Linked DNA regions of Homo sapiens: all the other regions are linked to region 3. A link is a contact called in ENCODE Hi-C data. All regions are on one chromosome and are shown on one strand. Each heading gives the region's core, a stretch centred on a gene start or an enhancer-like site at or near the end of the contact. The rest is flanking DNA. Distances are from core to core; before and after follow the strand shown. Region 1 holds the start of NDUFA5 (NADH:ubiquinone oxidoreductase subunit A5). Region 2 holds the start of AASS (aminoadipate-semialdehyde synthase). Region 3 holds the start of CADPS2 (calcium dependent secretion activator 2). Region 4 has its middle 65 kb from the start of FEZF1-AS1. Region 5 holds the start of FEZF1 (FEZ family zinc finger 1).

Region 1 (2,700 bases), core at 35-2,534, 670 kb before region 3:
ATCTTCTCTCTTTTTTTTCTTAGTTTCACTAAAGGTTTGCCAATTTTGTTGATCCTTTTAGGGAACCAATTCCTGGTTTCATTGATTTTCTTTATTGATATTCTGTCTCCTTCTTTTCTAATCTTTAATATTTCCTTTCTTCTGTTTGCTTTTGGTTTAGCTTTCATTTTTTCTAGTCTCATGCCTCTAATGAAAGGCCTCATCTCTTCCAACTCATTCTCTTCAACTGTTGCCTAAGTTGTTTGTATATCTGAAACATAAATTTGATGGTGTCACTTAGAAGCTTAAAAGTCTTCTCATTGTTCCCATTCCTTAAAAAGTAAAATTCAAATTTTGTATAATGGCAAACAACACCTTTCATAATCTTAACCAGTTTACCTTAACAATCAAACCCACCTTTCCAATCACATAAAATCACCTGGAATTTATATATACATTTTTAACCTCTTTTCCTTTGTACTTGTGTTTTCTCAATTTGTTCTTTTCTCCTACTGACTTTTTAGAAAGTCACCCACGCTTTTTAGTTATTTCCTTTTCCCTGGTACCATCACACTTTGCATCAACTTCTTTTAGAACAGTTACCAAATTATTTATTAATACACGCCTTCTTCATTATTCTTTGAATTCCAGGATGTGAAATCCCATTTTAGAAATTATGTCCCAGTAACTGACACATAGTGAGTGGTCAGTGTTTGTGGAGGTAGGAAAAAGTGGTATGGTCTGATATCATTTCATCTGGAAATAAGATGATGTATTTCAGCCAGTGAAATCGAAAAGAGCGATGGAAAATGACCTCACACTCCATAGGGCTTTGGTTCGTAAGACACAGAGAATACTGATATCCTTGTGCGAAGAACTAACTTGCTGTTGAGAGATCAATTCAGAGGATGCTCAAGCTCCGTTATCACTTTCATTTTACTAAACTGAGAAAGGAAGGTTGAGGAATGCATCAACGGTTAAGCACAGTGCAGGTTCCTACAGCGACTGGAGTTTTTTGGTAGTTGGGAGTGTTTCCCTCAATCTTTGGGCAAGCCGTCAGCAGTGGCAGGAACAGGAACAGACAGCTGGGAAACCCTTTCTTTCCCCAATCGTCTTCTAGCTTAGCTTTAGGCTTGTATGCCCATCGCGCATGCGTCAATTTTTCTCTTTTAAGATGGGCGGGGCAGAGTCTTTGCTCCTTTGGCGATCCTGAAGGGGTGGAGCTAAGCTGTTTCCAGGGTGACAGAGTGGCGACCTCGGTGGTCGATTGAGCAGGTCTGAGAATTGTTCCCAAAGGGTTGTGCGTCACCGAGTCGTTGGCGCTGTCATGGCGGGTGTGCTGAAGAAGGTGAGACGAATGGAGGTCACTGTTGGAATTTAGACTGTGGGGGTAGACTCAGTCCGATAGCCCTACTTCCCGCGGGTGTTGACCCCTACTGTCGCGGGCTCGGCGGTGCTTTTCGGGGACTCGTTCTGCATGCCTTACCGGGTAGGGCAGGTTAGTGGTTCCGCTCCGAGAGTCAGGAAAAAAGCTCCAAACAAGCGAGACTGAGAGACCAGTAGCTGGCTTTAGACCAGTTTTAGCCGGGGGATTCGTGGTTTTGTATTTCCTTAGCGTGCTGGATGTATGGAAACCGTAGTAAACAGCATGAATCGTGTTTTGTTTTTGAACAGACCACTGGCCTTGTGGGATTGGCTGTGTGCAATACTCCTCACGAGGTATGTACCTTTGTTCTTTCTTCGTTCTTGAATTCCCAAGGAAGACTAAATTCCTGTCACTTTGCTTATTGCAGGGTTAACGGGATACAGATGTTTCAAGCCCTTAATTACAAGCCGCGTGAGCTCTTGAGACACGGGCGCTGTCCACCTACTTCGTTGATCCGATGTCACATTTTTATTTATTTTTGCCATGACCTCTTTATTAAGCCAGTTTTCTTGTTGACTTTTTCCTTGACATTTTCATGGCTTCACTTGTGCTTGCTTCTGTCAGCGCCATCTCAAATTTATATCTCCGTTTTCCATCTTTTCTCCTTGCCTTACCGTTTCTGCTTAGGTGCGTTGGATTACATATATTTAGGCTTACTAAAGGTACTGCCCCCTTTTCCTTCTGTTAGGTCTTTTCCATCTGTATTCACGAATGTTTTCATCAAAAAAACCCACAAAATTTTTTTATTCTTCTTGTCCCTTCTATAATCACACCATTTCTTTGCTTCACTTTACAGATAACTCAAAAGAGTTATCTCTATTTTCTCCAATTTCTTTCTTATTCACCCTTGAATGCACTCAGTCACCCTTGGCGTTTTTCAAGTTCACCAATTATCTCCATGCTGCCAAATCCAATGGTCAGCTCATATTTCTCACCTTCATTGACCTAATAGCAGCGTTTTTTGACACATTTGACACTTTTTCCATCACGCTCTTTTCAAGTTCACCAGTTATCTCCATGTTGCCAAATCCAATGGTCAGCTTATGTTTCTCACCTTCATTGACCTAATAGCAGCGTTTTTTTTTTTTTGACACATTTGACACTTTTTCCATCATGCGCTTTCTTTACTGGGCTTCAGGACTCCCCCAGTCTCCTGATTTTTTCCCCCTACTCTTTGGCTTTCTCTTTTTCTGGTTATTTCTCTTATGCCCACTTTTAAAATTTGAGTTAGTCAGGATTTAGTTCTTGGACCTTTTCTTTTGGACCTGTACTCTGTCACCAAGAGAGAGCAAATC
Region 2 (2,700 bases), core at 110-2,609, 740 kb after region 3:
AGGGTCTTACTCTGTCACCCAGACTACAGTGCAGTGGCATGATCATGGCTCACTGCAGCCTCAACATCCTGCGGCTCAAGTGATCCTTCCACCTTAGCCTCCTAAGTAGTTGGGACCACAGGTATGTGCCACTACACCTGGCTTTTTAAAATTTTATTTATTTTTATTATTTTTATTTTTAGTAGACACAGGTCTTGCTACGTTGCCCAGGTTAGTCTTAAACTCCTGGGCTCAAGTGATTCTCCAGCCTCAGTCTCCCAAAGTGCTGAGATTACAGGTGTGAACCACTACACAGCCTTTGGAAGACTTTCCAAGAATGATAAGGGATCCGATTTTGGAAATGTGAAGCTGAAGATACAGAAGAAAATTCCAACTCTACTTACAGATAAAATTCTAATTTGGGGTTGGGCACAGTGGCTAACACCTGTAATCCCAGTGCTTTGGGAGGACGAGGTGGGAGGATAGCTTGAGGCTAGGAGTTCCAGACCAGTGTCCTGGTCAACACAGCGAGACCCCATGTCTACCACAAATAAATAAATAAATAATTTTCTCTGCAATTGGAGATATGAGTGGAGTCTCAAGAACGTTCTGGCTATAGATTGTTGACATAGGAGTTCAGTAGCTAAATACATCTATGGCAGGTATAAGAAGAGTAAGTGGTGGAGAAAGTTGTAAAAACAGGAGGGAAGATTAACTTCTGACCGTTGACGCCTTGGGGAATCACAGCTGGGCTTCAGACGATTCTTCAGTTCCTAGTGCTGGGGCTAGTGTCTATGAAATACGTTTTCCCCCTCCCTCCAGGCCTCCTAGGTAGTTAGGACTTTTCAATAACATTGGACATTGCCATATGCACATGAACACACTCAGTTTTAATTTCTCAGATTCTCCGCTTGCTGGCTTCTAAAACTGTTGTAAGAACTGTTATCTGGCTTCACAGGGTTGTGACAAGGCGGTGAAATGCTTTGAAAAGTGTCTATAGCTAAACAAACGTGAGGTACCGGCGCTCGCAACTTTTCCCCAGGAGATGTGCACCTCTATTTAGAGCGTAATGCCCAGACTATTTTCGTTGCTTTCCGTCCCCGCCCGCCTTCTGCCACGGACAGTTACAAACCTGGTCGATAATTATCCTGGGAGAACTCGACGTCCCAGCTAAGAACGCAGGTCAGAGATCAGAGATCAGAGACAGAAGGATCTTGGGGAGGAGCAGGGGCCGGGCATGACGTAGCAACTGGCAGCGCCGCCGATTGGCAGATGAGAAGGTTGTTCCCTCAGGGCGGCTGCTGATTGGCTACGGGAGGCAGAGGCGTGACGTCCTCAGAAGTTGAGCAAACACCTCCTACTTCCCGGCCTTCCATCCCAGTTTCTTCTAGGAATTCGGAGCCTCCCCTGCAGCGACTCGGAAGATTCGAGGCGGCGGGGGACAAGTCGGCGCCCCAGAGCGGACGAGGTGAGGAGAGGAGAGGTCCCCGCGGAGAGCTGAGCAGACGCGCGGGTGGGCTCAGCCTGTGAGATGCGGTGGAGATAGCGGGCCGGGCTCGGGCTGTCGCTGGGAGGGGCCCGCGAGCCTGGCCTTCGGGTCCCGGCGCCGCGAGGCGACCCCGGCCGGGCCGAGAGAGGGAGAAGGCGGCGAGCATTCGGGCCTCCCTGCGAGGAATGGAGGGAGAGCGGAAACGCAGAGAGTTTCACTGCGAGGAAGGGAGGGAGAGCGGTCAGCGCAGCTCCAGCATTTCTAAGTAGAAAGGCGAGGGATTGCAATTCGGATTTCTTTTCTTTCTTTTTTGGCGGACAGTGGTGGTGCTGTGGCTGGGGAATAAAGAACTGATGAAGCTGAGGAAACAACGGCTTGTTAATTTGTGGACGGCGTGCTTAGAGGGGACGGCTGGCTGAGGGGGCGGTGGATGGAGATTTCGGGGTGGTTCTTTCCCCCTTCCCTCCCCACGCCCAGCTTAGCCAAACTGATCACAAACTTCTCTCCTTGTCCATCTTGGGCTGCCCACTCTCCGAGACACAGACCCATTCTCCAGCAAGGATCGGAGATGGGTGGAAGTTGGGCGCCTTGCAAGTCTGGGTTTCCTGAACTCTTCAGCCCCTGCGGGACTATGCAGCCCATTGTGAGCGCTCGCGCGGGACGGGGCGCGGGGAGAAGCAGTTTACCCACCCTCCTCGGTTGAATGGGGCTGAATGTCTGTCTATCCTGACAGCTTCAGAAGAAGAAATGTGCTTTTCAGACATTGATTTCAGGGGAATGGGGGTGGGGGGAGCGGAAGAGAGAGAGAGAAAGAGCGCTCGAGCGCGAGAGAGAATGAATTAGTTCAGTAACTTGAACAAGGATTAACATTTTTTGATGTTGTGGGTTATCAGTGGGGAAGGTGCAGCTGTGAGATGTAGTTATACACAGGACGGAATGGTCCTTGACTGAAGCTGCGGCTTTCCAATACTGTATTAAAAAAAATCCCAAAACACTGATGGCACTTTGGTGTTTCTGGGTTTGTCTGTTTTGTCCCCTGCACTCCCCTCTTCTTTTTTTCCCATGAAGATGAGTGAATCTAGGGCTACATGACTTGACTGTGTAACCTGGTGGCCATTCTGCAAAATGAGTTAGGTGGACAAAAATTGAAGCCAATTTACCTGAATCATTTTCCCACTCTTCAGATAATCATATTTGTTATCAGTTTCACTTGTTATTGATGATGGCGTGAT
Region 3 (2,700 bases), core at 180-2,679:
CTAGGGGGCCTGTTATGGATTAGGCAGAAAAATAGGTAAGACTCCTCAGGAGTAAATGCCTCCTTGTCTTTTACCCATCTAGAGAGAATGTCAGTAAGTGCAGAAGTCTCTCTTGTGTACCTAACTATATGAAAGTGGCCTGAAAAAGCTAAAACTGCTGTTTGACCATGGTGGTAGAGGAGCTCAGAGCTGGTAGTTAATTTGCCCTGTGTTATTTCCACTGAACTTCATCACCTCCCTGCCCACCTGGTCGCTGCACACTCCACCTGGTGTTGAATGCATTGTTTTGCCTATTTCCCCCTCTGTCAGGACTTAGGACATAAGATACAGAATTACTATAAGAAACTCCTAGGTGGTTCCAGCACTAGGACTGAGAAATCTGCGCAGATAAGGCAGGCTTCAGCGCAGCTACAAGACGCCGACTTGAGGCCAGAACCACCAGCGACTGAGTGTCATGTGCCTTAGTCACCGCGGGCTCCGCAAAAGGCTAACAGTGCTGGACACCGGGAGGGCGCTCAAATCTTTGTTGAATAAATGTCCACACTACACAACCTGTTTTGAGTCAACTGCATCCCAACCCAGAAAATAATCGAGATATGTTTGAGCTGAATCAGTATCATTTTGCACATATAAAATCTCTCTTGCCTTGAGTCTGCAGGACTAGAACAGTTTAAAAAGTAAGCCTCGTTGGTTTTCTTTTTTTTTTCATTACTCCGACTTTTATAATTTGGGCTTCAGCATGAGTATCAAAACGGCAGCAGAGCAGAGTGAGACTTTTCAAAGTCTTGTCGCAAAGATACTTCGTGGTGAAGGGCTCCAGTCCCGCTTTTCCGCGCTGGGGTTCAATCCTAGGCAGCCGATTCGGGTTGGGGAGATGTCTCGGCCGCTCCCCCTAACCTCTTGCTAGGGAACAGTCCCTCCCCGCTCCCCATTCCACCTCCACCTGCTGGAGAAAAGATCACAGGTGGTAGGGTGAGGGTAGTCGGAGCAGCCCCGGTGGACGCTTACACGGGCCATCGCGCTCGGCCGCTCCCCGCCTTTGCAAACTGTGTGCTAGGGCTCCAGGCGGGCCCGGGCAGCAGCGGCGGCGCGCGCACGCGCACTCCGCGGCCCCGCGCGGCTCTTCAACATTCAATTCCACGTGTTGCTTGTTGTAGGCGCCACAGGTTCCCCACCTGCGTCCGGGCGCTCGGGCGGCTCCGCCTCTGCCGGCGGGCTCTGGGGAACCGCTGGGTCGGCGCGCCCGGGGCTGGCGGAGCAATTCCTGAGGCGCCCAAGCTCACCCCCAACGCTAACTCCGCCTATTCAGTCCCGGCGGCTCCCCCTCTCCCCCCTCCCAATCCTCCTCCCGGCTCCTGCCCGCCCCTTTCGCCCTGGTGGTAGGAAACACTCCTGAATCTAACTCGACGTGTCCGGAAAGCCCTGGCCAGTTTTCCTTTCGTTCTGCGGCCGCTGCAGCCAGCCCCGCGGCTCCCTCAGACCCGCGGGCGCAGCCGCCGGGGGTGAGGCGCTTGGGGACCGCGGGCCGAGCGGCGGGGATCCCCGAGCACCATGCTGGACCCGTCTTCCAGCGAAGAGGAGTCGGACGAGGGGCTGGAAGAGGAAAGCCGCGATGTGCTGGTGGCAGCCGGCAGCTCGCAGCGAGCTCCTCCAGCCCCGACTCGGGAAGGGCGGCGGGACGCGCCGGGGCGCGCGGGCGGCGGCGGCGCGGCCAGATCTGTGAGCCCGAGCCCCTCTGTGCTCAGCGAGGGGCGAGACGAGCCCCAGCGGCAGCTGGACGATGAGCAGGAGCGGAGGATCCGCCTGCAGCTCTACGTCTTCGTCGTGAGGTGCATCGCGTACCCCTTCAACGCCAAGCAGCCCACCGACATGGCCCGGAGGCAGCAGAAGGTGAGTTGCGGGACCGGGCGCCTCCTACCACCACTTCTCCCTGGGTTTTTCTCCCGGGAGAGCTCTGGGACGCCTCCCGTCCTTCTGCGAAACGCAGGACACCGTATTTTTGTTAGTCTCTGAGGGCAGAGGAATCTTTGGGGACAAGACGGTGCTTTCACCCGCCGGGTATGCGGCTGCAGCGGACACCTCTTCTCCTCCTCCCCGCCTGGGCTGGCAGGAGCTGTCAGCTCACCATCCGTGAGACAGAGACCGACAGCGCCGGCCGCGCCGCGGTTGCACCCGGCAGGCGCAGCTCTGGCCGGATTAGAATGCAACTCCCATCAACTTTAATTTCCAACAGCACTGGTGCATTCCTGTCCACCTAGCCTGGCGTGATATTGCTAGAGCTGGGTTTGCCGAGGGTCTGAATGAGTGTTGTAGCTAGGCGAAACAGGTGGAGCCCGAGTACTTCTCTTAGCTAGAGTGAAGTCTTCACTTAAGAGGGGTAGAAATTTTCCTCAGTGAATAAAAAAGTTAAATTAATACGTTTCCTATATTGTCATACAACCAGGACATCAAATCCAAACACCGAGAAGGCATGCAGCTTTGTAAAGTGTTTGTGGGTAAGTAATTTCTGGTCTGGGCAGGCCTGATTAATGAAATATACTATTACTGATGAAAGATAAAGGATTGGTGCATGATCACTTCATAACAAATGCTTTCCAAATGCTTTTTTGGGGAACAAAATGCTTATTCTCCCCCAAAAGGTAAGAAGTTTGTTTCAGGTGAAAGGCTGGCCAACTTGAGTTTCAAAACAAGACCCCAGGG
Region 4 (2,700 bases), core at 129-2,628, 650 kb after region 3:
TCTCTCAGCATTTGCTTGTCTGTAAAGGATTTTATTTCTCCTTCACTTATGAAGCTTAGTTTGGCTGGATGTGAAATTCTGGGTTGAAAATTCTTTTCTTTAAGAATGTTGAATATTGGCCCCCACTCTCTTCTGGCTTGTAGGGTTTCTGCCGAGAGACCAGCTGTTAGTCTGATGGGCTTCCCTTTGAGGGTAACCCAACCTTTCTCTCTGGCTGCCCTTAACATTTTTTCCTTCATTTCAACTTTGGTGAATCTGACAATTATGTGTCTTGGAGTTGCTCTTGTTGAGGAGTATCTTTGTGGCGTTCTCTGTATTTCCTGAATCTGAACGTTGGCCTGCCTTGCTAGATTGGGGAAGTTCTCCTGGATAATATCCTGCAGAGTGTTTTCCAACTTGGTTCCATTCTCCCCATCACTTTCAGGGACACCAATCAGACGTAGATTTGGTCTTTTCACATAGTCCCATATTTCTTGGAGGCTTTGCTCATTTCTTTTTATTCTTTTTTCTCTAAACTTCCCTTCTCACTTCATTTCATTCCTTTCATCTTCCATTGCTGATACCCTTTCTTCCAGTTGATCGCATCGGCTCCTGAGGCTTCTGCATTCTTCACGTAGTTCTCGAGCCTTGGTTTTCAGCTCCATCAGCTCCTTTAAGCACTTCTCTGTATTGGTTATTCTAGTTATACATTCTTCTAAAATTTTTTCAAAGTTTTCAACTTCTTTGCCTTTGGTTTGAATGTCCTCCCGTAGCTCAGAGTAATTTGATCGTCTGAAGCCTTCTTCTCTCAGCTCGTCAAAGTCATTCTCCATCCAGCTTTGTTCCGTTGCTGGTGAGGAACTGCGTTCCTTTGGAGGAGGAGAAGCACTCTGCGTTTTAGAGTTTCCAGTTTTTCTGTTCTGTTTTTTCCCCACCTTTGGGGTTTTATCTACTTTTGGTCTTTGATGATGGTGATGTACAGATGGGTTTTTGGTGTGGATGTCCTTTCTGTTTGTTAGTTTTCCTTCTAACAGAGAGGACCCTCAGCTGCAGGTCTGTTGGAATACCCTGCCATGTGAGGTGTCAGTGTGCCCTTGCTGGGGGGTGCCTCCCAGTTAGGCTGCTCGGGGGTCAGGGGTCAGGGACCCACTTGAGGAGGCAGTCTGCCGGTTCTCAGATCTCCAGCTGCGTGCTGGGAGAACCACTGCTCTCTTCAAAGCTGTCAGACAGGGACACCTAAGTCTGCAGAGGTTACTGCTGTCTTTTTGTTTGTCTGTGCCCTGCCCCCAGAGGTGGAGCCTACAGAGGCAGGCAGGCCTCCTTGAGCTGTGGTGGGCTCCACCCAGTTGTAGCTTCCTGGCTGCTTTGTTTACCTAATCAAGGCTGGGCAATGGCGGGCGCTCCTCCCCCAGCCTCGCTGCCGCCTTGCAGTTTGATCTCAGACTGCTGTGCTAGCAATCAGCGAGACTCCATGGGCGTAGGACCTTCTGAGCCAGGTGCAGGATATAATCTCGTGGTGCACCGTTTTTTAAGCCCGTCGGAAAAGCGCAGTATTCAGGTGGGAGTGACCCGATTTTCCAGGTGCCGTCCGTCACCCCTTTCTTTGACTCAGAAAGGGAACTCCCTGACCCCTTGTGCTTCCCAAGTGTGTCAATGCCTCGCCCTGCTTCGGCTCGCGCACGGTGCACGCACCCACTGACCTGTGCCCACTGTCTGGCACTCCCTAGTGAGATGAACCCGGTACCTCAGATGGAAATGCAGAAATCACCCGTCTTCTGCGTCGCTCACGCTGGGAGCTGTAGACGGGAGCTGTTACTATTCGGCCATCTTGGCTCCTCCGCCCTAAAATCCTCTTTTCATTCCTAGTCATTCTCTGTAAAGGTAACTACTATTTTGATAATTTCTAGTGTATCCTTTCTAAAAAAAGTTCTGTGCAACTAAAATTATACATTTTAAATAGTTCTTTTATTTTTTTAACTGTAAAGACAGAATATTGCTGCTAGACAGGATCTAGAGCTAGAAAATTTGGGTTGGAATTCTGTCTCCTCTGATGACCAGTTATACAACTTTGAATACGTTTTTAAATCTCTCTGTGCTTCAGTTCCTTCATCTGTAAAATGTGGCCAATACGCTTCAGAGGGCTGTTTTTAGGATTTAACGTATCATTTATGTAAAGCACATTCCTGGCACACAGCACTCAGCAAATGTGGTCTCCAATTAATATTTATATATTAAAAAAGATTATATTTTAACTCTTGTTTCAGTTAGCTTTGCGTGACTGTATTTATATATTCTTGTTTTTTAATCTTTTGTGAATCACATTGTTTTAGATGTCTCATATACACAATATACAATTTAAAAATTGTACCCAATATGAGAGTTTTTCTTTTAGTAGATGAATATATGCCATTTATATTTGTCGATACAATAAATGTATTAGGCTTTATTTCTTGGTGACAGGGTCTTGCTCTGTCACCCAGGCTGGAGTGCAGTGGTGTGATCATAGCTCATGGCAGCCTTGAACTTCTAGGCTCAAGTGATCCTCCCACTTCAGCCTCCCAAGTGGCTGAGACTACAAGTGTATGTCACCATGCCCAGCTATTTAATTTTTTTTTTTTTTTTTGGTAGAAACAAGGTCTTGCTATGTTTCCCAGGTTGGTCTTGAACTCCTGGGCTCAAGTGATCCTCCTGCTTCAGCCTCTCAAAGTGCTGGGATTATGG
Region 5 (2,700 bases), core at 201-2,700, 580 kb after region 3:
CCTTTGCTTGCAGCTCTGCGCGCTCCTTTGGCCTCCTCACGCCAGCTTACAGCTGCCGTGTCTTCAAACTCTGTGCAGCCCTTCCTGCGCGCCTAGCTGCGGGGTTCAGCTCTGCGTGATCGCCGGCTGGCAAGAGACTGCGCCGGGGAAGGTGCGCGCCGCAGCTTCCAGCGCGCTCCTGGACGCTCTTGCCTGGGCGGCGGGAGCCCGCACAGTCGGAGCCGCAGCCGTAGGCGTCTTCCCGGAAACCTCCACACGCTCCACCGCGCCGCCCCAGGAGTTTCGGCCGAGGTGCCACACCCGGCGGGTGTTCGGCTGGGGGGCGTTGCAGGGGAAATGGTCTCTACGCGCGCTCTTTGGGAGGCACAAGTGCACCTGTGGACACAACTCTGGCGCCGGCAAGTCTCCTTGATGCGCACAGACATCCAGGCTGCCGCCTGCGCTGCTTAGAGGAGGCTTGCAGACACCGGCAACCGGAGTGGGGATTAATACACTCTGTTTCCCTTCTCCGCTCGGCATTCAGTATTTAAAATGCTCCGGGAGAGCTCTAGCTGAGCGCAGGTACTTAAGAAAGAAATGCTCTTTCCAGACTCTCAATGGAAACTCGGAAGCGTGCGCGCGCGCGCGTCTGTGTGTATCCTGGGTGGGGTCCGATCGAGTCAAGGTTGCTTGTGGTGTGACACCCAATTATTCCTTGCAACTCCTCAACTTTGTGGATGAAAGTGCGACTTTCCCAGGCCTATTGCCGCGGGCATTGCCTTTACAAAACCACAAACACAGAACAAGCCTCCTAAGGCTTTTAATTTTCGGGGCGTTTGGGGAGGCCAGTTACCTGCCGGCGTCTTCTAAATGGTCCAGACTCGGTTCGGGCCGCGGAGACTCCGGGATTCCGGGAGCGGGCAACCCCGAGCCCTGGAGGAAGAAATAGGTCTGCGGAGGTGGCACAGATCTGACCCGGCCCAGCCCGGCCCAGCCCGGCCCACCCAGGCCCAGTGGAACCAAGCAGCGAAACCTCGGATTTCACTGCCGAGGCTTCCTAGCCGAGGCTTTCTGGAGCTTGGCGTTTGATAAATATAGCCTGGCGTTTGCCCCTGAATTAGACTCCGTTTCCTTATTTAGCCCTTGCACAATGATTTTAGATGATGTCACTTAGAGCTAAACGAGAAAATTGATCTCAGATTTGCTTGGCCTCTAAAGCCTGGTTAAGCAGATTGAGAATTAGAAAGGCAGAGGAAGCAAAAGGGGGGTGGGGATGGGGGGGTGCGGAGGGTAGTGAAGTGTGCGCGGCAGAGTGTGTGCGCAGAGGGGAGGGCGCGCCAAGCGGGTGAAAGCGCCCCCGCCTTTTCTGGGCGGGGAACCTCACTCACCAATGAAAAGTAGTTACTGACTGCAGATGAAAAAAAAAAAAGTTTTCCTGTTGACTGTTGGAAGCGAATTGAGCAATTATCTAGTTTACCTTCTCCTCTTGGAAGTTAACGATTGGCGAGATCTTGGCTGCGTTATTGACACAACACTTTCTATTGATAGAAATAAGTAGTGATTGTCCCCGAGTCATTGGTGCGCCAAGAACTCTGCGATGGGCTGGCAGGAGTCCATTGGGCTGGGCAGGCAGGTTCGGCTGGTGATGCTGGGGAGGAGGAGGAGGAGGAGGCTACTGGTGGTGATGGTGCCCGTCCCCCTCTCCGCAGGTCTGTGACAAGCAGGGAACAAGGCAACGGACGGCGCAACCCAGCCCCGGCTGACGGACGCTGGCGACTCAGACATGGACAGTAGCTGCCACAACGCGACTACCAAAATGTTAGCGACTGCTCCAGCTCGGGGCAACATGATGAGCACGTCCAAACCCTTGGCTTTCTCCATTGAACGAATCATGGCGCGCACCCCAGAGCCCAAGGCCCTGCCAGTCCCCCACTTCCTGCAGGGAGCCTTACCCAAGGGGGAACCCAAGCACTCTCTGCATCTCAACTCGTCGATCCCCTGCATGATCCCCTTCGTGCCTGTGGCCTACGACACGAGCCCCAAGGCAGGAGTGACGGGCTCCGAGCCGCGGAAGGCCAGTCTGGAGGCCCCGGCGGCGCCCGCGGCGGTGCCCTCGGCTCCCGCATTCAGCTGCAGCGACCTGCTCAACTGCGCACTGAGTCTCAAGGGCGACCTGGCCCGCGACGCGCTGCCGCTGCAGCAGTACAAGCTGGTAAGGCCGCGTGTGGTCAACCACTCTTCATTCCACGCCATGGGCGCCTTGTGCTACCTGAACCGAGGTGACGGCCCATGCCACCCGGCAGCCGGCGTGAACATCCACCCGGTGGCCTCCTACTTCCTCAGTTCCCCTTTGCACCCGCAGCCAAAAACGTATTTAGCCGAAAGGAATAAACTGGTGGTCCCGGCGGTGGAGAAATACCCTTCTGGAGTAGCTTTCAAAGACCTGTCCCAGGCTCAGCTGCAGCATTACATGAAAGAAAGCGCCCAGCTTCTGTCGGAAAAAATCGCGTTCAAAACCTCGGATTTCAGCCGAGGCTCTCCTAATGCCAAGCCCAAAGTTTTCACTTGCGAAGTGTGTGGAAAGGCAAGTACAATGCAAAACGGAGATCCTTTCCTTCCCTCCCTTCCTTCCTTCCTTCCTTCCCTCCCTCCCTCCCTCCTTCCCTCCTTCCTTCCCTCCCTCCTTCCTTCCTTCCTTCCTTCCTTCCTTCCTTCCTTCCT

Evidence for each region. Hi-C counts contacts between places; a loop is a spot of excess contacts on that map. Pooled maps may share reads with other maps.
Region 1: a loop to region 3 is called in a map of esophagus muscularis mucosa, with 4 times the contacts of the local background. The contact joins the promoter of NDUFA5 here to the promoter of CADPS2 in region 3. A Hi-C loop is called at or near these places in 1 of 168 maps with a recorded cell type or tissue (esophagus muscularis mucosa), 1 of 37 single-sample maps with no recorded cell type and 12 of 50 pooled maps.
Region 2: a loop to region 3 is called in a map of ascending aorta, with 3 times the contacts of the local background. The contact joins the promoter of AASS here to the promoter of CADPS2 in region 3. A Hi-C loop is called at or near these places in 3 of 168 maps with a recorded cell type or tissue (aorta, ascending aorta and endothelial cell of umbilical vein) and 13 of 50 pooled maps.
Region 4: a map of HCT116 shows a loop between it and region 3 (2.9-fold over the local background). The contact joins the enhancer-like site here to the promoter of CADPS2 in region 3. A Hi-C loop is called at or near these places in 2 of 168 maps with a recorded cell type or tissue (HCT116 and PC-9).
Region 5: a map of A673 shows a loop between it and region 3 (5-fold over the local background). The contact joins the promoter of FEZF1 here to the promoter of CADPS2 in region 3. A Hi-C loop is called at or near these places in 2 of 168 maps with a recorded cell type or tissue (A673 and endothelial cell of umbilical vein), 1 of 37 single-sample maps with no recorded cell type and 7 of 50 pooled maps.

Annotation. Positions count from the first base shown.
Region 1 is chr7:123,556,402-123,559,101 of GRCh38, reverse strand. NDUFA5 (NADH:ubiquinone oxidoreductase subunit A5) reads left to right here and starts at 1,284. Exons shown (of 5, transcript NM_005000.5): 1 at 1,284-1,327; 2 at 1,654-1,698. The coding sequence starts at 1,307. RefSeq lists enhancers at 807-946, 1,207-1,256, 997-1,575, 812-2,011, 1,576-2,154.
Region 2 is chr7:122,142,908-122,145,607 of GRCh38, reverse strand. AASS (aminoadipate-semialdehyde synthase) reads left to right here and starts at 1,359. Exons shown (of 24, transcript NM_005763.4): 1 at 1,359-1,447. It overlaps LOC102724527 (a long non-coding RNA gene), which reads right to left and starts at 1,194. Exons shown (of 6, transcript XR_007060500.1): 1 at 1,112-1,194. RefSeq lists enhancers at 979-1,028, 2,030-2,535 and a silencer at 1,529-1,728.
Region 3 is chr7:122,885,189-122,887,888 of GRCh38, reverse strand. It overlaps CADPS2 (calcium dependent secretion activator 2), which reads left to right and starts at 1,429. Exons shown (of 30, transcript NM_017954.11): 1 at 1,429-1,890. The coding sequence starts at 1,552. RefSeq lists silencers at 1,022-1,181, 1,192-1,351, 1,422-1,501, 1,512-1,561, 1,602-1,731 and an enhancer at 2,092-2,141.
Region 4 is chr7:122,237,642-122,240,341 of GRCh38, reverse strand. No RefSeq gene overlaps it. Among named protein-coding and RNA genes, the nearest start is that of FEZF1-AS1, 65 kb to the left of the region's middle. Within about 2 kb of position 1,378, at least 2 of the 41 ENCODE cell types and tissues checked have a DNase peak (open chromatin) inside an H3K27ac peak, as active enhancers do; they include HCT116, where a contact is called at or near this core.
Region 5 is chr7:122,303,500-122,306,199 of GRCh38, reverse strand. FEZF1 (FEZ family zinc finger 1) reads left to right here and starts at 1,450. Exons shown (of 4, transcript NM_001024613.4): 1 at 1,450-2,563. The coding sequence starts at 1,763. It overlaps FEZF1-AS1 (FEZF1 antisense RNA 1), which reads right to left and starts at 2,542. Exons shown (of 7, transcript NR_036484.1): 1 at 1,932-2,542; 2 at 1,457-1,627; 3 at 1-912.